Regions from separate parts of the Homo sapiens genome. Here region 2 is linked to region 1. The links are chromatin loops, found by intact Hi-C in ENCODE. Cell type or tissue: endothelial cell of umbilical vein. All regions are shown on one strand. Each heading gives the region's core, and the rest is flanking DNA. Links, peaks and the distances in the headings are about the cores only. Region 1 overlaps FRMD4A (FERM domain containing 4A). Region 2 overlaps FRMD4A (FERM domain containing 4A).

Region 1 (10,715 bases), core at 1,022-9,021:
AGGGTCATGACTTTATCTGCAGAACCCTTTCTGGAAGGCTAGGTGACACTTGTGAAATATCAGAGCTAACATTTGTCCACGTATACTACTTTCTGTCTATAAAATTGATTTCAGTATTATAAGTGAGGATGCACCATTTATTTCAGTAGCACCTCCACTTCTACAGCCAGCTGGCTTCTTCTACCTCGATGGGATCATATCCCCCCAAAGTTAGCATCGTTGAGCCTTCCAGTAATATAAGTAAACAAGGTTGGAGAGGGGGAAATGCAAAGACAAAATCTCTTATTCTAGAGAAGTCTCCTTGCCTAATGCAGTAGCTCATGCCTGTAATCCCAGGGCTTGGGGAGGCCAAGGCAGGAGGATCGTTTGAGGCCAGGAATTCGAGACCAGCCTGGGAAACATAGCAAGATCCCATCTCTCCAGAAAAAAGAGTCTCCCATACTTTTTGAGAGTTAGGCGTTTCACAGATATTAACTAATTTGCTCCTCCGAATGTCACTTATAAATAAAGCAACCAAGGCTCAGAGAGACTCAGTAATTCACCCAAGGCCACATAAGCAGTGGCAGAGCTGGTTAGATGACCAAACCCAGGGCAAGATGGCGCCATCCTCCCCTCTCTGTTTGCCATGCCAGGTTGCACCACACAGATCCACATCAGGAGGCAGGGACACCAGCCTTGGCGCAGCAGCTGAGACCAGGGCGAGGTCCCTCAATGCCTGTAAGCTCTTCCTCATTTGCAAAAATGATCTAGATACCCCCTTTCATTCCTAAAGCACCATCTCTCTAAAATGTTTGATTGGCTGGATAACCCCCAGATCACATATGCACGTGGTTTGTAGACTGCACCAGGCATTGACTGTGATGGGCAGCCCTGCAGCCGTGGCTGCAGCCCTTGCTAACAGTAGCCCTTGTTACAACTGCCTTCTGTACATGGTTCTCCCCTCCTGCCAAGACCTGCAGGCTACATCTGTGCTACTGGTCACTCTGCAGTTCTTCTGTTACAAAACACTCAAGCAGCCCAATAAAAGGGGATTGAGAAGGCCGAACACTGCTCCCCATTGTGCTCCATCAGTGTCTACTTCATGTCCTCATCACCCTCCCATCTCTCCTTCTCTCTCTCTCTCTCTCTGGGCAACAGAGAAATAAATATCAGATACTTAGCAGGGCTGGCCAGTGGGAGTCGGGAGATGGGCAAGCCAGCGCTAGACTCTCCGGCTATTGGTAGGTATGTCGTCTAGCTCTGGAGGACCCACACTGTCTGGCTTCCTAGTTTGGGTTTTATCACATCTATATACTTCTTCCCAGGCATGTGGCGAGAGCGTAATGGTACATTTTCTGGTTATGAATGGCACAGCCTGGCAACTCGCCGATTATTATTTCCATTCCCTGTGATGCATTATCAATCTAATTCCCCATTACCTGCCGTTTTTGTTTTTTTTCCCATGCGTTCCCCATACAGCAAGGACAAAGAAAGGCAAAAACCCTGCAAAGAAGGCTGCATCACCAATGAACAGGCTAATCCCACAGGAAATTGTGGAGTGGTAGCTTCAAGTGTGCAGGGAGAGGTTTTGGCTAATTTGAAGTGCAAAATATCATTAAAAGGTTTGGGATTCTGCATTAGGACCAGGACTCCGGACTTTAAGGTTGGTAATGCATTACTAACTGAGGAAGAGGGGCCATACCACAGCACAGACTAAGAAAAGTTTTGACACAGGTGGGCCTAACAAGCGACACTGTGCTTTAGACCACTGGGGTTTTCCAGATTTCTTTCTTTTTTTTCCTTTATTTTTATTTTTTTAGAGACAGGTTCTCCCTCTGTTGCCCAGGCTGGAGCGCAATGGTGCAATCATAGCTCACTGTAACCTCCAACTCCTGAACTCAAACAATCCTCCCATTTTAGCCTCCTGGAGCAGCTGGGAACACAGGCACACGCCACCATGCTTGGCTGGTTTTTCAGGTTTCTGAAGTCTAAACAGATCCATGTTGGAGTGCGGTCTGCTACACTCACTCAGCGATTTGCTTATACAACCAGGGTCCGGGGAGTGCTCAACATGAGCAGCGAGTTAATGTAGTGAGTGTATGCAAGCAAAACATACGCAGTAGCCACGGATTGGCAAATAATTGCTAAGAAGGCAGGAGCAAAAAGGAACATGTGAATGTAAGTCAGAGTTTGGGGCAAAGGGTATGGATGTACCAATGCTCCTGACCACAGACAACACGTTTCTTCTTGTATTGCATCATTGAATGGCTGGAGCTCTACCTTTAAAACAAAAAGCCAGAAAACATCACACAGTGTAGAGATCGCCCTTCCTAACAAGCTAGAGCCTACAAGGAACTTCTCTGAATTAGAATTAATTATGCTGGTACATCTGTAGAGAGGTTTTGATTTGACTCAAACTGAGACTACCACTCATTTCTTCTTGATTATTTGGTAGTAATAAGGCCCCTGAACTGAACCGGATCCCCCATAGTCCTCTATTACTTTCCAACAACTGTGACTTTTATTCTTAGCAGTGACTTCCATCTTCAAGTGGAAGATGAACAATGTTTCTCTTTGGGAGGAAAATGCCCAATTTCCACTGATACAGTTAAGAACTGAGGCCGGGGGCGGTGGCTCACGCCTGTAATCCCAGCACTTTGGGAGGCTGAGGTGGGCGGATCACATGGTGAGGAGATCGAGACCATACTGGCCAACATGGTGAAACCCCGTCTCTACTAAAAATACAAAAATTAGCTGGGCGTAGTGGCACGTGCCTGTATTCCCAGCTACTTGGGAGGCTGAGGCAGGGTGGCAGAGGTTGCCGTGAGCCGAGATTGCACCACTGCACTCCAGCCTGGTGACAGAGCAAGACTCCATCTGAAAACAAAACAAAACCAAAACAAAAAACAAACATAACTGAACGCACACACACACTCATTAGCCCCCCAAATAAGCATTAGTGCAATGTACTAAACAGTAGCACCAGCTCTGACCATCTTCTGTAAACGTAAGAGAGGAACAGTGATAGGGATTTTTAAAATAATGCCACTGGTGGTAGAGCTGGTTACTTCCAATGTAAGGGTGTGTCTAAATTATTCCTTATAAGAGAAGGATGTGCTGATTCCATGAGACAACGGAAAGGGTGGCAGCTGATGGATTTAGGGAACTAAAATGAAACTGCTGTGAAGAGAATTTTTGATAAGCTGGATTTATGCTGATTCAGAAAACTTTTTGCAGAAGAGAGCATTGAAACCGTCTGGCCTTTGTGTGCAATCGTGACTCCAAAGCCCAAAGTTCCAAGAGCTATTGTACCAACTCTGGAGATGAAATTTTCTGGGAAAAACAACAACTAAAAATGGAAAATACTACTGATGTACTTCAGTCTGATTATGGCTGGAATGAACACCTCAAGATAAAATCCAGCACGCCCTTCCCCACAAGATCAGATTTTTTAGCAGCCACTTTTCCAAGATTCTCTGACTCTGATTTTGCTATTGGAGGAAAAACCCAAATATCTACATACCCTCCACAATTGATGCAATGATCCCTTTTCTTCCTTTTCTTACATCAATGCCTAACTTTTCAGAGACATCCAACATCTTTTTGTTGTTGTTCCTTTCATGACATTTCCAGAGAGAAACGGACAGCGCAGAATCAGAAATGGGTAAGGTGGGGTGAACCGATAAAAATGCAGTGTCCTGGGGAGGTCATGAGGGCACATGGGCCTGAGTTACTTGCTGATTCTATTAAGGTAAGAGAACTCCTGTTTTAGCTCAAGGGGAATATAGTTTTTAGGGTTTAGACTGAGGAATCATTAGAAGATCATTACCCTATTGCTTTCTTATGAGGTCCCAGAAATTGCTTCTAAGATGCTGAGATTTTGCACAACAAATAAACCAAAAAAGAGAAATTCTGCCACAAATGTTATCATATCAGGTGCTACCCCAAAAATAAGACATATGAATTGAAGTTACTCCTGACACTGGACTCAGACATTCTAATACTCTGTGGAGAGTAGTTTAAAAGAACTTCAAAAGCTGGTTAACTGTTAGCATGTCTATTTCTCATTTTGACATATTGAACTAGGAATTCTTCAAAAGTTATACTGTTCCTTTTCTTAAAATATGCAAAAATATCTAAGAACAAAGCTTTAGATTGTAAATTGCTCCATTATACTTTCATTCAGTATGATGCGTCAGGCTAAACGCAAGTCTTATGAGGGGTAAGTATATGGCTTGCTGGACACGTGAATTGAACTACAAGCATGCTGCACGCACGTGCGGATGCAAACACACACGCACCAGCATAAACAATGTAAACACAAGTGGTATATTCATGCAGTAAAGGCAGTAACGATCTTTGATGGTAGTCTCACCCAACACTTACTTAAAGACAAAGGTAGCCTGGCAAGTCCCCTCAATATGAGATCTCCTGAACCTTCCATATCCCTTTCTTTCACATCACAAACCAATCTCACTTTTTGCATCCACTCCTTAAGGTTGACTCAAGAGCTCTTTCCTTGGCAACTCTTGCATATCTGCTATTCCACAGAGCTCTCTCCCCAAGTTCCAGAACCAAGCAAGGAGTCACTGGATGTCTTTCCCTTTGACCTCAGGCTATAACTTCGCTGTGACAATAACATCGAGAGCTGTGCACATCTGGGATGCTGTTCTCATGGATTATGAAATCAGCAACTCACTGAACCTCAAGGGGTCTCAGTTTCCCCAATGACGAGATCATGCTAATGGCACCAGCCACCTGCCAGGTTATCAGGGGACTTGATAACAATGTCTGCAAATTACAAAGAGAACCCGTGCCATAAATAACAAGTCTTATTAATAAAATTAGTTCAAGACAAGTGCCAAAAACAATATAGCAATAGCAGCGGCAGATCACACTTGGTCAGAACAAAAGAGGGTGGAGAGATTTTCTGATCCTTATTCCTACTAAAACAATTCCCCTTTAATGAAAGAATAAGAATTTAATTTTTTCTCCCTAAAACATTACTTCTACCCACACAACTTCATACACCAGTCATTACTTCTTTCTAACTTATCTGGAGGCAACATTGTATTCACTGGCTGGACAATATAGCGTTGATTTCAAAGCATGTCCAAATATTGCCTCCAATTAAATTAATTGCAGCTATTTAACTTCTCAGGACCAAGTGGATTCAAACCTATTTGTCACACGACCCTCATTCCTGCTGTGCCCTAAATAAACCCAAACTTCCTTTGCAACAGAATGGATCTAACAGAAGACAGTGTACAAACTGGATCATCTCCTAACCTTCTAGGTTGCAAGAGACAAGTAACACTTTGAGAACCAAACCAGATTTCTGTTGATTTGAGGCTTTGGTCTTCTGGCCCTGTCCAAGTCCAAGTCACACTCAAACATAAATGGGGCTTAATGCTACGAATGGGCTTGATACAATTTAAAGACCAAAAACAAAACAATGAAATGTGTCTTCCTCTCCCTGACTGCTGCCCCCAATGCAAAAGCACTTTGCTGCACATTTGAAGGACGGCATACCCAGCTAAGTTTCATGAAGTCTAAGGGACAGGTTACTGTATCCAGTTCCTAAGGTACTTCCCCAGGGTCAGCAGTGGCTTCCCAGGATGAAGTCAGCAGTTTGTCCCGGGCTCTCTGAGCGGTGCTTTCCCACAGATCAGTGATGCTGTTGGAAAAGGACGACTTACGGATGCAGAGGTGGAAGGGGGGTACCAGCAGCTGAACCCTCAATCAGGTCCAGGCAGATGTATTCCCGATAGAACAGGCTGTCACCACTGACCAGCTCAGACTTAGAAATGTGCCTGTCTAGGTTTTCAGAGCAACCCCTTTCATCACTATCTGTGAGGAGGATTCGAACTGAAAGAAGCCAGAAACAGCAGTAGCAGCGTCTCCACTGGGATGCTCCATTCATAGGGGAGCCAGAGCCGCATCCATTCATGGTGGGGTCAGGGAGTCCTTTGCGGGCATTGGTTCTCGTTTCTCAGCAAGCTGCACTTCCCGGGGGGCTGGCATGGCTGCATCGTTCAGAATGAGGATGTCTATTAAGAAGCCGTCGCCAGAGCTATTATTAGCACAGCCATCCCTTGGAAATTTCGCAGAATACGCCTGAATGTACGAACAGTTACTCTGCTAACAGGGTACTGGAGAAAAAGGCACCAAGTCGCTCGTTACGCACAGGCAGCCCACGCAGCTTTCTCGGTGCAGCACCGGGAATCTTTTCTGAATTCAACGTGCACCAACATTTGAGCAGCTGCCTCCAATATAGAAGCACTGCATTTAGCCAATTTTAAATGAGCACGTACTAAAGGGGGTTCCCTTCTGTTCTCCTCCCCTTCCGAGCGTCCGTTTTCTCTGCATCAAACTTGCTGCAGCCATTTGGAACGTAAAAAGCAGTCCATCTTAGCAGCCCCGGGCACCGGCGATCGGCTGCTGGCCCCCGCCACCCTTGTCTGAAACGCCCTGTCCTGCACCCAAAGGAAAGGGCTCCCCTGGCACTCTCAGAAAATGGTTTTAAAAAAAGCCTACACAGCTCTGCCTAAAGCCATGTCCTTTCCTATCTCCCCGGGTAGATTCAGACAGCGTGGGACTGAGGTGCCCAAGGAAAGTAGGTGTGTGTGTGCCGAGGGGAGGGTTGCAGAAGAAAGCACAGTATGTGCCCCACGTGGGATTTGCATTTAAAAACTGTAACATACGCGAAATAAACGACTCCAGGCCCCCAGTAAAGAAGCAGCGGCGCGTCCCTTTTCCCCGGCCCAGCGTGAAAACACGGAAGGCGAAGGGCTGCCGTCAGTCGCCTCCCTGCCACCGCGACCGGGAAACAAAGACACATTACCTTTTATTTTTTGCGCTTCCAAGGGATCCGAGGAACTTCTGGCTGCAAGCGGCTGGTACCCCGGAACGGGCGTCCCATTCGCCCGGGCGAAGGCCCTTGGCCTACTAGGCGGCCTTGGCGCCCGCAGCTGGCGAGCCCCCGCCCCGTCCCCGCCGCCGCCCCCGCCGCGGGCCCTCGGCGTCAGCCCATAGCCCGCTCGCGCCTCTCGCGCCGAGCCTGGCCCGGCGCCAGTGAGCCCCGCCGCCGGCCCGCCCCTCGCCCGCGCCCGGCCCGCCGCATGGTGCGCCCAGCGCGCCCCGAGCCAGTCCCCGGCGCGCTGCTAGGTCGGGTGCTAGGCGGCCACCGCGCGCCACCGCCGCCGCCACCGCCCGCCGCCCGATCCTGGACAACAATGCGCGCCCCCGCCCCCCCAGAAAGCCAGGGACGCCCCCAGTCGCCGCCAGAGCTGGCTCGGCTTCCCAGCCCCTCTCCGTGGCACCCGCAGGCGAGACAAAGTTCGCTCCCGGTGAGGCTGCGCGCGTCCAAAGCGTGCGGGATGCCCAGCACGGAGGTCCCCAAGCGGGGGACCCCTGGCTCCCCCACAAAACCCACCCAAAGCCACCGCTCGAGGCCCTCTCCTACCCTGAGAGCCCGGAGACAGCAGCTCCCTTGGCTGAAGGCACAGCTCTTACCCCTCGATCTAGTCCAATTGTATTGAATTTTAATCTCCCCTCAACTCTTCAATGGAAGTTGCTGCAGGATAACCGAGGCATGTGGCTATTGTCAAGGCTTCGCGACAATGACTGGGAGAGGGAGACTTCCATTGCGAGAGACCCGGGGTAGGAAAACGGGCTGACACGTTGTCTTTCCAAAAAAGAGAAACAAACTCTGGGAAGATTCCCCACCAAGAACAATAACTCAATTCACAGGGTATGTCTAAATGTTTATTGCTTGAGGAGCTCAATTTGCTCTTAGACACATTTTTTTTCATGAATTGTCAAAACACGGTGATAAAATAAAAGGGGATGCTGGCAAGAGCCTCCACTTAGCAAAAGCCGACTTGTTTCTGGGTAAAGTCTTTCTCTAGAATTTCCAACCTGCACCCATCCACTCTTCAGGGGAGAGACTGGTTTTCCTCCCACCATGGTTGATCTAGTACTTGGTAGATCTAGAAACATCATTTTCCGGAGACCGGTAGGCTCTGAGGACTTACAAACTTCGTAATAAAAAGAAATCACTCACATCCTGTCTTCCAACTGACTGAAAATTATACCTTTTTCCAGTCACAGGTCCTGTGTTGTTTTCTAAACAACACTGGTAAAAATTTTCAACAGTTCAAAAGGCCTCACCATCAATAGAAAGGGAATTGGGCATACAGTTAGCATTGGAGAAAAAAGTTGAACGCTGGTGTTAAGGACTACCTGTTTTGTGTTTGTTTGTTTGTTTGTTATAGAGACAGAGTTTCACTCTGTCACCCAGGCTGGAGTGTGATGGTGTGATCACGGCTCACTGTAACCTCCCCGTCCTGGGCTCAAGTGATCTTCCTGCCTCAGCCTCCTAAGTAACTGGGACTACAGGCACACCCCACCACACGCTGCTAATTTTTGTATTTTTTGTAGAGACGGGATCTTGTCATGTTGCCCAGGCTGGTCTTAACTACCTGTGTTATTTCAAGCTGACTGGAGACTTGATGATCTGAAGCCAGGTTCGAATGGGATTCTCAGGTACCTCTCTAAAGTCTGTGAGGCGTATTCCAATGCAAAACCCCATTTTTTGATAATGCAATTGGAGCCCATCTCCTTGTGTTCTGAGGTCCTCAGAGGGCATATTGTTTCTTTGCACGCAGACTAGTTCTAGTCCTGATTTGTTTTGACTGCAACACCTAGTAATGGACAATGAGGAAATGTTCAGACCTACAACATTTTTTTTTCTTTTTTTGAGACAGAGTCTGTCTCTGTTACTCAGGCTATAGTGCAGTGGCACAATCTCGGCTCACTGCAGCCTCCCCTCCTGGGTTCAAGCGATTCTTCTGCCTTAGCCTCCCGAGTAGCTGGGATTACAGGCACCCACCACCATGCCCGGCTAATTTTTTAGTAGAGGCGGGGTTTTGCCATGTTGGCCAGGCTGGTCTTGAACTCCTGACCTCAGGTGATCCACCCACCTTGGCCACAGTGTTGGGATTACAGGCGTGAGCCACCGCACCCAGCTCAGACATACATTTCTCTTCCAATATTTTGTTTCCATCCTTAGAGGAGTTGTTGAATTTTATCCACATCTACACCTCCTGCTTTCCGCCTTGGCCACTGTCATATTCTGTATGTCCTAAACTGAACTTGCCTCACTGGCCAATCCTGCCTCCAGGCTCCCTCTCCTAGTAAACAGCATGCTCCCTCCTCCTCCCCAAAGCCAGAAACAGGGATAGAGAGCTCATTTCCCTCCCTCCTTTCTCTCATTCCTCACCTGATCATGGAGCCTGTCCTCATAACTACCTCATGAAAAGTCATGAGGGCAGCCCCTTATCCCAACAGTGCCTGAAGCTGAGTGAGCAACTGCTGGGCGCCAGGCATACTCAGGCCACATCATCTTTCACCAGGATGTCTCCAGCAGCCCTGTGAATGGGTGCTGATCTTATCTCTCTCAGATGCATTCTCCACTCCAGCTGGAGCGATTCTCCTAAATCCCAGATCTGATCCCGTAACTTTCGCTAAAAACCTGTTCAGGGCTTCCCTGGCTTTGGGGACAAAAAGTCCATATTCCTTCTGATGGCTATAAGGACCCCCTGGTCATCCAGTCTTATCTTTTGCCACCCAGCCCCACCAGAAATCGTGTCACCCCCTACCCTCCAGCTACAGAACCCTCTTCCAGGGCTCCGTATGTTCCAGGTGGTCACGCATCCGCGGATCACCCAGTAGCCCAGGCTGGAGAAAGAGCTCAGCTCACATCACTGCTCTGCTTAAAGACTGCGGGTGGCTTCTCACTGCTCCTGCCACATCCTCTTTGTCTTCATCACATATTATTCACATTTCCTGCTTCCTCTCCCTGGAAGGCCAGGCCCTGCTCCCTACCCCACTCTTTGGGTAGCTGGCTCCTGGTCGTCTTTCAGGTTCTTACTCAAATGCTGCCTCTTAGATAACCTTCGGTGACCAGCACATGGGGAATGTTTTCCCCCAGGTACTTAATATATCACCATCCTGTTTATTTTTTTCTTAACACTTAGCCACCATCAGGATTCACAGACCTGTGTGAAGGGCACAGACTGAAGCCATTCTGCCTGGGCTTGAATCTTGCCTGGCCACCCACTAGCTGTGCAAGCTTAGGCAAGTTTCTTAACCTCTCTGTGCCTCAGTTGAGAACACTCATCTATGAAATGGGGACAATAATATTGCCTACCTTGTAGGGCTGTTATGAGGATTAAACGAGTTAATATATGTAAAGCACTTAGAACAGGGTCTGGCTGAATAAGCATAAACCTTTTGGGGCTTTTTAAAAAAGTTGTATTTAAGTTCAGGGGTACACGTGCAGGTTTGTTGCATAGGTAAACTAGCGTCATGGAGGTTTGTTGTACAAATTATTTTGTCACTGAGGTATTAAGCCTATTACCCATTAGTTATTTTTCCATATCTTCCCCCTCCTCTCACCCTCTATCCTGTGATAAGCCCCATTGTGTGTTGTTCCCCTCTATGTGTCCATGTGTTCTCATCGTTTAGCTCCCATTTATAAATGAGAACATGCAGAATTTGGTTTCTTCCTATGTTAGTTTGCTAAGGATAATGGCCTACAGCTCCATCCATGTCCCTGCAAAGGATATGATCTCATTCTTTTTTTATGGCTGCATAGTATTCCATGGTGTGTATGTGCCATGTTTTCACTGTATCCCCACAACCAGAACTAGTACCTGGCACAAGATCTCTTT
Region 2 (10,715 bases), core at 1,832-9,831, 140 kb after region 1:
TGGAGTCTTGTCAGATGAGTTTAGCTTGACAGTGGGTCCTAAATTGTACATGCATGTTCTTCGAGTTATGGTTTCTATTTTGTTTTCAGGCCTCTAATGGAAGAATTAGAGCGGGTCCCACAGCAGGTGTCTCTTGTTAGGAACGGCATAGGAAGGGGCGGGCAGTGCTGAGATGAATGTCTTCAATAGCCAAGAATGCACAGAAAATCTATTTCCCTGATGGGCTAACTGAGCTACAGACCTTCCTAGGGGCTCATGGTTTTGCCATGTCTGAAATTGATTCAATAACCAGCTGCATCACATCAGCAAGAAAGTCTCAACACAAGAGGACTTCTTGCCACATAGTTGCCATCTTTTGTTAAAACTATAGCTGCCCTGAAGGTCCTCAAAAAGCCAAGTGCCTTCTCTCACCAAGCAAGACAGCCTGATGCCCATGAGGGGCCCTATCATAAGGAGACTAGGGGGAGGGTATGTATCTGCATATGTGCAACATTGTTCTAGTTTTCCAGCGATCTCAGAGGAGTGTTCAACATCAAATTTTCTTTCTTTTTTTAAAAGAATTTATTTTTATTGTTTGTGGGTACATAGTAGGTGTATATATTTATGGGTTACATGAGATATTTTGATCCAGGCATGCAATGCATCATAATCACATCATGGAAAATGGGGGTCTCCATCCCCTCAAGCATTTATCCTTCGAAAACCAAGTCCTCTTAGCCCCTTTCCTTATGAATTAAATTTGGACAAAATGTTTTTAATAGCTGGAATTTCATAAGAGATATACTACTTGTTTGTTTCATCAACCCTCTTCCTGGGATGGACAAGGGATCAGACCTTGGAGAAGAGCTATTGTTTCCATTTAAAGCAGTTGCCAAGAGAGAGTTGAGTCTCCCAGTCTCAACCATGACTTTATGTGACTATTTTCTAAGACAATTTTTTGGGGGGCTTTAAAAACAGTCAATGCGGCCGGGCATGGTGGCTCACGCCTATAATCCCAGCACTTTGGGAGGCCGAGGCGGGTGGACAGCCTGACCAATATGATGAAACCCTGTCTCTACTAAAAATACAAAAATTAGCTGGGCTTGGTGGCATGTGCCTGTAATCCCAGCTACTCGGGAGGCTGAGACAGGAGAATTGCTTGAACCTGGGAGACAGAGATTGCAGTGAGCCGAGATGGCGCCATTGCACTCCAGCCTGAACAACAAGAGCTAAACTCTGTCTCAAACAAAAACAAAAACAAAAACAAAACAAAAATCAAACAGTCAGTGCATTGGCTTCTCTTAGAATGTAAATAGCAAACTTCAGGGATAAGAAATTGTACATGATTTGGGCAGAGTGTGTGGTTCTTACTCTAGCACTGGGGCTCTAGAAGAATGTATTCAGAACATCCTGTTCTTCCAACAAAAGTCACTTTAATAGTTTCCAAAGGAGAGAAATTGACCAGAAGGGAGTTAGCCTGAAGAATGCACAGGAAATTAGTGTATGCGGATGTCACCCCGAAGAGACATTAATCATGAATTCGGATTTTAGTGAATGATATGAGCCACTTGGAGTAACTGGGTACCAGGGAGGAAGTAGAACCACACCAGTGTTAAGACAGAAAAACTTGAAGATACATTCATACAAGCAAGTTCACGGGTGTCAGTGCTTATCGGTATATGAGAACATGGTGAAGGCTGGCTTGGGCCGATCGATTGTGGATGTTTTCTTAGTAACTATATTCTAACTACCTGTTATATATTTTTTTGATAATTATGGGGACATTTTATTAATACTTATATCAAATGTGAACATTCATTTGTTCATTCATTAATGCACCCTTTGGACAAATGTTTATTTACTAACTGGGGTATATACTGGCATAGGTGCTGGTGCCTACAAAGATGATTAAGATATTGTTTCTTCTTCAAGACCTTACAGACTAGAAAAGAGGAGGCCTGATGTGATTGAAGTAATCTTACATTATTTTTTCTTGGGAAATATGAATGTAGAGCGTAACTCCTTATCAGGGGACTCACTCTGGGACTTGGGGATGAGGGAGAGTCACTGACAAAGGGGGAGAAGAGGCTGTTGCCCTACCTAAGAAACATTAACTGTTCTCCATGCTCTGATCCCTTGTCCACCCCAGGAGGAAGGTTGATGAAATAAACATATCTCTTATGAAAATCCAGATATTAAAAACATTTTGTCCAAATTTAATTCATAAGGAAAGGGACTAACAAAACTTGCTTTTCAAAGGATAAATGCTTGAGGGGATGGAGACCCCCATTTTCCACAGTGTGATTATGACACATTGCACGCTTGTATCGATATCCATACTCCCACCCTGTGGGAAGGGCAATGAGTGAGAATGAGGGAGGTATGTAGTACACCTCCTGAGGTTGGGATTTGCAGCACTAAGTGGCAGGGACATCAGGGCAGTGATGGATCCTAGGGTTGAGCCCAGGGATCATTGGGTTTGAAGAGTTGACAGCCAAGGTCTCAATGCTGACAGCACAGGATCCTGCTACTATTTATAGACATTTCTTTGATGGTGTAAATTTCTGTTGGAAAAAAATCCACTTTAACCGTTGATCAAAGCTTGGTGGCCACCTAAGAATGATCTGACATGAACCATCCTGCTGGGGCTGGCCGGTTGAGAATAATTAATCAGTGACACACTCTATACGGTAGGCAAACACCGGAATTTGTTCTGTGCATTTAAATAACAACACTTGTGGGTATGTTTTTAAATTCAGAACCGTTAAATTTCTTTCTCTTTGAACCTCAGATGATCATCTCTTTCTCCCATTTCTATGAAACATCTCCTCCAGCGGGCTTAACGTTTTAGTGGTAAGATTCAAATAAAATAGAAGTCTCGGTGGTGGGGTGGGAATTGGCTGAATTATTTGTAAAGGCATGAAGCTGGTCTCTCCTTAGTCCTTCTCCCTAGGGAAACGGTGGGCAGATCGTTCTTCTAGAGAGAGTATTATAGATTTCTGCAGCCCTGAAAATGAATCATCTGCTTCAAACGCATGAGTGCTCCGCAAAAGTGAGGTTCTTGCCTCAACTAGATTAATTCAGTTCATATCAACCAATCTCTATTAAGGACAACCACGTGTAAGCCCAAAGCAGTAGGCAATTGCATATACAAAATGTGTTCCTTGAACCATTTTCCTGTCTAACCTAGAGCAGTGGTTTTCTATTCAGCAAGATCACATATTTGAAGATCAGGTTTGGGCAGGTGATCAGACCACCACACAGTGGATCAGAATCAGTCAGTAAGACACATTAGTTACCTATTTTCATGCCTGGGTCAGTAAACCTAAGTAGAAGTTTAATCCAATTATTAAATAAGTACTGAGATACTTTTAAAGAGCAAAACCACTGGCTTTTATTTTGATCACCCAATTAGTCCCACAGATCCAGTTTACATGAAAAAAAAAAAAAAAACTACATGTTTGTTTTTAATCGTTTTTGAGTTGATTTTTGTATATGGTATAAAATAAAGGTCCAGTTTCATTATTCTGCGTTGTGGATATCCAGTTTTTACAACACCATTTATTGAAGAGATTGTCTTTTTCCCAAACCTGGAGGATATTACGCTAAGTGAAAAATGTCAGACACAGAAAGACACATATACTGCATCATCTCACTTCTAGGTAGAAGGCTAAAATAGCCAGACTCACAGAGGAACAGGGTAGAATGTGGTTTCCAGGAGCTGGAGGAGGGGGAAATGGGGAGATGTTGGTCAAGGGGTACAAAGTTTCAGTTACGCAGGAGGAATAAGTTCTGGGCACCCAATGCACAGCGATGTGACTGAGTTAACAATGCTGTACTGTCTACTTGAAATTTGCTGAGAGGATAGATCTTAAGTGTTCTCATCATAAAATGTTTTTTAGAAAAAGAAAGCAAAAAAGAAAATGGCAACTATATGAGGTGATAGATACATTAATTAGCTTGATCCTGGTGATTATTTCACAATGTATACCTGCATAGGAACATTACATCATACACCTTAAATACATACAATTTTTGTCCGTGATATCTCCATAAAGATGGAAAAGAAAACTCTCAATGATATGTGTAAGAGCAACTGATATTAATGTCCTAATGACATACTTGTCTATCAAGCTTCTGCCTTACCTTCAAACTACAAAGAGAGAGGATTTTAAAGATTGTTTGTTTGTTTAAGTAAAACAAGCCCTTTTGATGGCCATATAGACAACAAGCTGCCTGTCTGGGTCTAGTTAAAGGCTGGCCTGTCTGCTCCAGCTATCTCTTGGAGAACAGACATGTTAATTTAAAGGTTTGCTTCTATAGGGCCCCTGGCAGCCTGGCACTGGCCTGGGATCAGGCAGTGGTTCTCAGAAGACTACACTCTTAGCATCTGCCCTTATTCTTCCATGTTTGTGTAGATGGCTTACACAACCAACCTTGTCTTTCCCACTCAGGATGCATTTTCCATTTTGACAGCCTCTCCAATGAGTACAAAGCCTCTATTCCTCTGCATCCATCTCCAGCCCCACCGCAGTCCCTGGCTCATGCACCCACAACCCCTGACCAGTCACAAGGATGAATTTCAAGACTTTCAAAACTCAGAAGCAGGGAAATGAGTGTCAGGCACACCCAGGAGTACCCTGAACTTATGATGGGGTGAAACATAATAACTCATCTTTTCTCAGTCTTGCCATCTGTCACTTACTGTACCATTTGGAGTCAAAGAGGCTTGCAGGGATTCCGAGGTCGCCACCAGAAGTGTGCAACTGGAATGTGCCAGGAATGATCGCCTGGGCTTCACCACGTGGACTTTCTAAGGCATTTGTTTGCTAGGGTTCAAATACACATTGTGGAGACACTAATCTTTACTGCATCCTCCTGAATCTTTTATAGACATTTTTTTTTTTTTTTGAGATGGAGTTTCACTCTTGTTGCCTAGGCTGGAGTGCAATGGCACAATCTCGGCTCACTGCAACCTCCGCCTCCCGGGTTCAAGTGATTCTCCTGCCTTAGCCTCCTGAGTAGCTGAGAATACAGGCGCCAACCACCATGCCTGGCTAATTTTTGTATTTTTAGTAGAGATGGGGGTTCACCATGTTGGTCAGGCTGGTCTTGAACTCCTGGCCTCAGGTGATCCACCTGCCTCGGCCTCCCGAAGTGCTGGGATTTTAGGCACACCCAGCCTTACAGATGTTTTTTAATGGCTCTTTCCCATCTGTAACAGACACACAGGATTTAAAGATTTCCATGCCTTCCGGAGTTGTTTAGAGAACCAAGGCATGAGCTCTAGGCGAAGCTCTTAGAGCTGGTCTGAAATGAGAAGCTGTGGAATAGGAGCTGGAGCTATGTGACGACTACTACCATTGCATGTTCTGCACTTTGGACAACTTTGAGTGGGGCATTTTGCTCATTAATGTCATTGCCAAATCCAGGAAGTCTGCTGGTTGTAAAACAATCTTGAGGAAGAACCACCATCCATTTCACCCAACTCTGACTTAGATTTTTTTTTTTTCTTCCCCCATTGCCTTTCCCATGGGCCTTAGAATGATCAATGATGTTTAATCCCTTTAGAGTCAGCGGCCTTGGTTCTAAGAAATATTCTAAGTTTTTAATTTTTTGAGATGGGGTCTTTCTATGTTGCCCAGGCTGACCCTGAACTCCCAGACTCAAGCAATCCTCAGGCCTCAGCCTCTTGAGTAGCTGGGACTTCACGCATTCTACCACTGCTGGCTCTAACAAGTATTTAAAAATACTCCCTTACTGTCCTCAAATAAAATTCATGGATCGTGCAACCTGCTTACACATATTATTGAAAAAAATTAGCACAATTCTCTGTTATGTAAACAAAAGATAGTAGGAAAGTAATCTGTCAGCAAATAACATATATTACAATATGTAAATGTTTGCAGATAATGCAACTACAACCAGAAATCATGAAGAAGTGATCGATTTCTTAATTACTGTGAGGCCAGAACTCCAAATGCTAATTGCCAAATGTCTGTCATGTTGGAGACTCAAATGCCACTGGGGTATTGCCATTAGTGAAGCGCTTTTCCTGAAACATGAATAGTTCTTGGTGAACTTCCGGCTAAAACAAAGCATTATCACCCCTTGACTTGCAGGAGAGTTGTACTTGGGAGAGTCTGTAAACGGTGAACCGCAAGTAGCGCTATCCACACCCGCGACCCCTCCCTCACTGTTGCTGCCTGGGAACTACGTTGCCACCACTTCCAGTGAAGGCCACCAGGGGGCGCCAGCAAGGGGGAGCTGCTGGCGGACACCACCCTAAGACGCCCACCCTTTGGTGGATGCGGTGTTCTGTGCCGTGTCCACCATCACCCCTCAGACACCAGCATGGCATCCCCTCACCCCATCTGTTGCTAGGAGCCAGCATCCCTGGACTGCACTAGTGATAAAAGGCGGGGGACATCCTGCAGGAAGGAAATGGGGCTGAGTGTGTTTGTGTCTTTGAGCAGGAGACGGTGGTGGTGGGAAATCATGCACAGTCTGTTTCCCAGTCTTGGTAACTTTGCCTGGTATTGCCAGATATACCCAAGAGCAATTCAAGTGGCTGCAGTAGTCACCAGGTAGGTCTGGAACGAAACTGAATATCTGCGAGGCTCCACTACGTTCTTTTAAGATAATTGTATTGGCTGGGCGCGGTGGCTCACGCCTATAATCCCAGCACTTTGGGATGCTGAGGTGGGCGGATCACCTGAGGTCAGGAGTTCGAGATCAGCCTGGCCAACATGGTGAAACCCTGTCTCTACTAAAAATACAAAAATTAGCCGGGCGTGGTGGCACATGCTTGTAATCCCAGCTACTCAGGAGGCTGAGGCAGGAGAATCGCTTGAGCCTGGGAGGTGGAGGTTGCAGTTAGCCTAGATTGTGCCACTGCACTCCAGACTGGCCAACAGAGCGAGACTGTGTCTCAAAAAAAAAAAAAAAATTATTTTAGATTCAGGGCACATGTGCTTGTTACATGGATATTATTAATACATGCTTATTGGTGGAGTGTGGGCTTCTAGTGTGACCATCACCCAAATATTGAGCATTGTACCCAATAGCTAATGTCAAGGAACCAACCTAAGTGTCCACCAATGGCTGATTGGATAAAGAAAATGTGATAGGCCGGGCATGGTGGCTCATGCCTGTAATCTCAGCAATTTGAGAGGCTGAGGCGAGTGGATCACTTGAGCTCAGAAGTTCAAGACCAGCCTGGCCAACAAGGCGAAACCCCATCTCTACTAAAAATACAAAAATTAGCTGGGCATGGTGGCATGTGCCTGTAATCCCAGTTACGTGGGAGGCTGAGGCAGGAGAATCTCTTGAACCCAGGAGGTGGAGGTTGCAGTGAGCCGAGATCGTGTCATTGCCCTCCAGCCTGAGCAACATAGCAAAACTCAGAAAGAGAGAGAGAGAGAGAGAGACAGAGAGAGAAAGAAAAGAAAGAAAAAAAAGAAAAGAAAAGAAAAAAGAAAAGAAAAGAAGTTAGGAAGGAAGGGAGAAAATGTGATATATAGACACCATGGAATGCTACACAGCCCTAAAAAAGAATAAAATCACCTCATTTGCAGCAACATGCATGGAGCTTGAGGCATTCATCCTAAGTGAACTAACTTAGAAGCAGAAAATCAAATATCGCATGTTCTCACTTATAAGTGGGAGCTAAACACGGGTCCACTATGTTGTTGAGACACTACATTCCCCAATAGCAAGAGCTATCTGTTATAACTTGGACATTTTTCTATTTGGTCCCTAGGGTCCCCCACTAAGGACATGCTTGGGAGGTCATGGCACTGTGTACCCTGCCTTTCCCTAGATGTTCATTAAGCGCATTTGTTGCATTGTGCATATCCTTGCCTGCTCCCTAGGCTGTGGAGGAGCTATCGGTACCCAGCTGGTTGTCTGTGGCAGGCTGGTAGCAGGTGAGGGCAGGTCTCGGGGTTCCGAGTGATGAGAATCCAGAGACGCACGTCCCTGACTATTGCTGGATCCTTGAGCAGACAGGGCCCTCTGTTACCCACACTCGAGTTCCAGAACTTAGAAGAAGAGTTCCAAGAACAGCTGGCTGTGGAACAGCCATGGGAGGATGTCTCTTGCCCTTTAAGCTTCCATGAGGTGAATATATACAGTGTCCATCCCTGAGAAAAATGAAGCTTCCACAAGACAACAGATAAATATTTTCAGGAGAAAATGAAATATTTTCATGAGAGATGATCAGATCTGATCCTGGGCCTTGGGTGGGTGGGTCTCTACCTGCACTTTACAACCCTAATCAATAAATAACCTGAGCTCCTTGTTCAGCTTACAAGTCCTTGGTCCAGTTTAGCTCAAAGAGAGACGGATGTCCAGTGACCTAAATTTATCTTACAATGGCAGTGCTGTGCCTGACACCAGGTTCATGCATCTTCACACAGGCCGTCCCTAGAAGAGAAAAGGATGCCTCCCCTCATTGGCTTTCTAATATTACTGCAACAACTACAACCTTGGGGACAATTTCCTGGTGGGAGGACATGCCCAATAATGCAGGTGCATAGTGGAACACTGGCATCACTTAGTTGGTGACTTGAGGACCTCAGTCTCCCTGGGTTCAGTTTCCTCATGTGTCAAATTCCCAGCTTAACTAGATGAGGGTTTCCAGACTTTGAGTAATATGAAACAGTACAATCTGAAAATGAAATTAAATACCGGGGGGACCAACCTATAGGGTTGTCAGTATCTTATATGCTACGTTAGGGAATTAAAAACAAAATAGACTGGGCACGGTGGCTCACACCTATAATCCCAGCACTTTGGGAGGCTGAGGCGGGTGGATCGCCTGAGGTCAGGAGTTTGAGACCACCCTGGCCAACAAGGTGAAACCCTGTTTCTCCTAAAAATACAAAATTAGCTGGGCGTGGTAGCAGGCATCTGTAATCCCAGGTACTCAGGAGGCTGAGGCGGGAGGACTGCATGAATCCGTGAGGCTGAGGTTGCAGTGAGCCAAGATCACGCCATTACACTCCAGCCTGGGCAACAAAGCAAGACTCCATCTCAAAAACAAACAAATAAACAAAAAAAAAAAAAGAAGAAAAAAATGAAACAAGCCAAATATAATCTGCTGTCTCCATGATTTTATTAAAGAAAAGACATTTTAACACACACTGAAAACAGGAGAGATAAAAATATTGGGTTTTAAAGTGGATAAATTTAGCTTGATAGAAAAATCCTTCTGTTGTCTGTATTTTTCTCCTGGGCTGCGTACCCACGAGGATTTTATTATAACGGAGATCAGGAAAGGGCATCTGGGACCAGAGCACAAGAGGATCCCAGCCTCGATCCAGCTGTATTTTTATCTCTAGTTTTTAATCTCCAGTTTTTATCTCTAGTTTTTAATACAGCCTCACACTGTTCCTATGAAATAGACTAAAGATATGCAAGAAACACACTAGTAAGCGAATCTCTGGAAACAGAATCCTCCACCTTCCTTTCCATGTGTTTTGCTTCTCTGACCATCTCAATGCCAAAATACAAAAATTAGCCAGGCGTGGTGGTTGGCGCCTGTAATCCCAGCTACTTGGGAGGCTGAGGCAGGAGAATCACTTGAACCTGGGAGGCGGAGGTTGCAGTGAGCCGACATCGTGCCATTGCACTCCAGCATGGGCAACAAGAGTGAAACTCCACCTCAAAAAAAAAAAAAAAAAAGTCTATAAAAGATTCAGGAGGATGCAGTAAGGATTAGTGTCTCCACAATGTGCATTTGAACCCTAGAAAACAAGTGCCTTAGAAAGTCCACGTGGTGAAGCCCAGGCGATCATTCCTGGCACATTCCAATTGCACACTTCTGGTGGTGACCTCGGAATCCTTGTAAGCCTCTGACTCCAAATGGTACAGTAAGTGAAAGATGGCAAGACTGAGAAAAGATGAGTTATTATGTTTCGCCCCATCATTAGTTCAGGGTACTCCTGGGTGTGCCTGACACTCATTTCCCTGCTTGTGAGTTTTGAAAGTCTTGAAACTCACAGCAGAGAACATCAGCAAGACGGAAAGGGAAAGCTGGAAAGATAAACACCCCGCCTTCCTGTTCGGAGTCTGCAGAAAAGGGACAAAGCCAGGCCAAGGGGAGCGGAGTATAGTGATGCTTGTTTCACTTCTTAACCCGGATTGCTTGCATTTGTACTTTCTGGGTGATGCTACCCACTTCCTACCATGACGGAATCACTGATTTTTACCTCTTCTCTAAGCACATGCTTGAGAGGGAGCAACTCAAGTTTTTGGGATGGAGTCTTGCTCTGTTGCCCAGGCTGGAGCACAGTAGACAGGCTCAAGCAATTCACCTCCCTCAGCCTCCCGAGTAGCTGGAATTACAGGCTATTGACCATTATACTCGTCTAATTTTTTTGTATTTTTAGTAGAGATGGGGTTTCGCCAGGTTGGCCAGACTGGTCTCGAACTCCTGACCTCAAGTGATCTACCCGCCTCAGCCTCCCAAAGTGGCAAGAATACAGGCATGCTCCACCGTGCCCAGTTGGGAGCAACCCAATTCTTACCCTCAAAACTGAAAAGCTCTGCTTTTGAAACTCTTTTGTTACTATTTTTTGAGTAGGTAATATATGCAGATGATACAAAATTCAAAATTAACAAGGGAGCAGAAACAAAAAGTTAATTTCTCTTATACCTCTGACCTACAGCCACCCAGTTCTCACTAGTGGCAACCACTTTTACATGCTTCTTGAGATATTCTAATCAGATTC

The links. A loop is a pair of places that touch in the nucleus more often than their neighbours do. Peaks named below come from ENCODE experiments on the same cell type or tissue, not always from the same donor. Only the 100,000 strongest peaks of a DNase experiment are listed, where the experiment ranks them.
Region 2: it touches region 1 in a loop (2.1-fold over the local background); 2 of 110 quality-filtered maps call a loop at or near these places.

The regions. Positions count from the first base shown.
Region 1 is chr10:13,884,801-13,895,515 of GRCh38, forward strand. The region is part of intron 2 of FRMD4A (FERM domain containing 4A); the gene reads right to left. Among named protein-coding and RNA genes, the nearest start is that of FRMD4A-AS2, 100 kb to the right of the region's middle. RefSeq lists an enhancer at 2,380-2,509. In endothelial cell of umbilical vein, for the core only: no CTCF peak of the experiment used is centred there; DNase peaks (open chromatin) are centred at 5,611, 6,411, 6,491, 6,661 and 2 weaker places; H3K4me3 peaks cover 3,222 bases; H3K27ac peaks cover 5,103 bases.
Region 2 is chr10:14,026,395-14,037,109 of GRCh38, forward strand. The region is part of intron 2 of FRMD4A (FERM domain containing 4A); the gene reads right to left. Among named protein-coding and RNA genes, the nearest start is that of FRMD4A-AS2, 40 kb to the left of the region's middle. RefSeq lists a silencer at 5,559-5,724. In endothelial cell of umbilical vein, for the core only: a CTCF peak has its summit at 6,223 (motif pointing right); no DNase peak of the experiment used is centred there.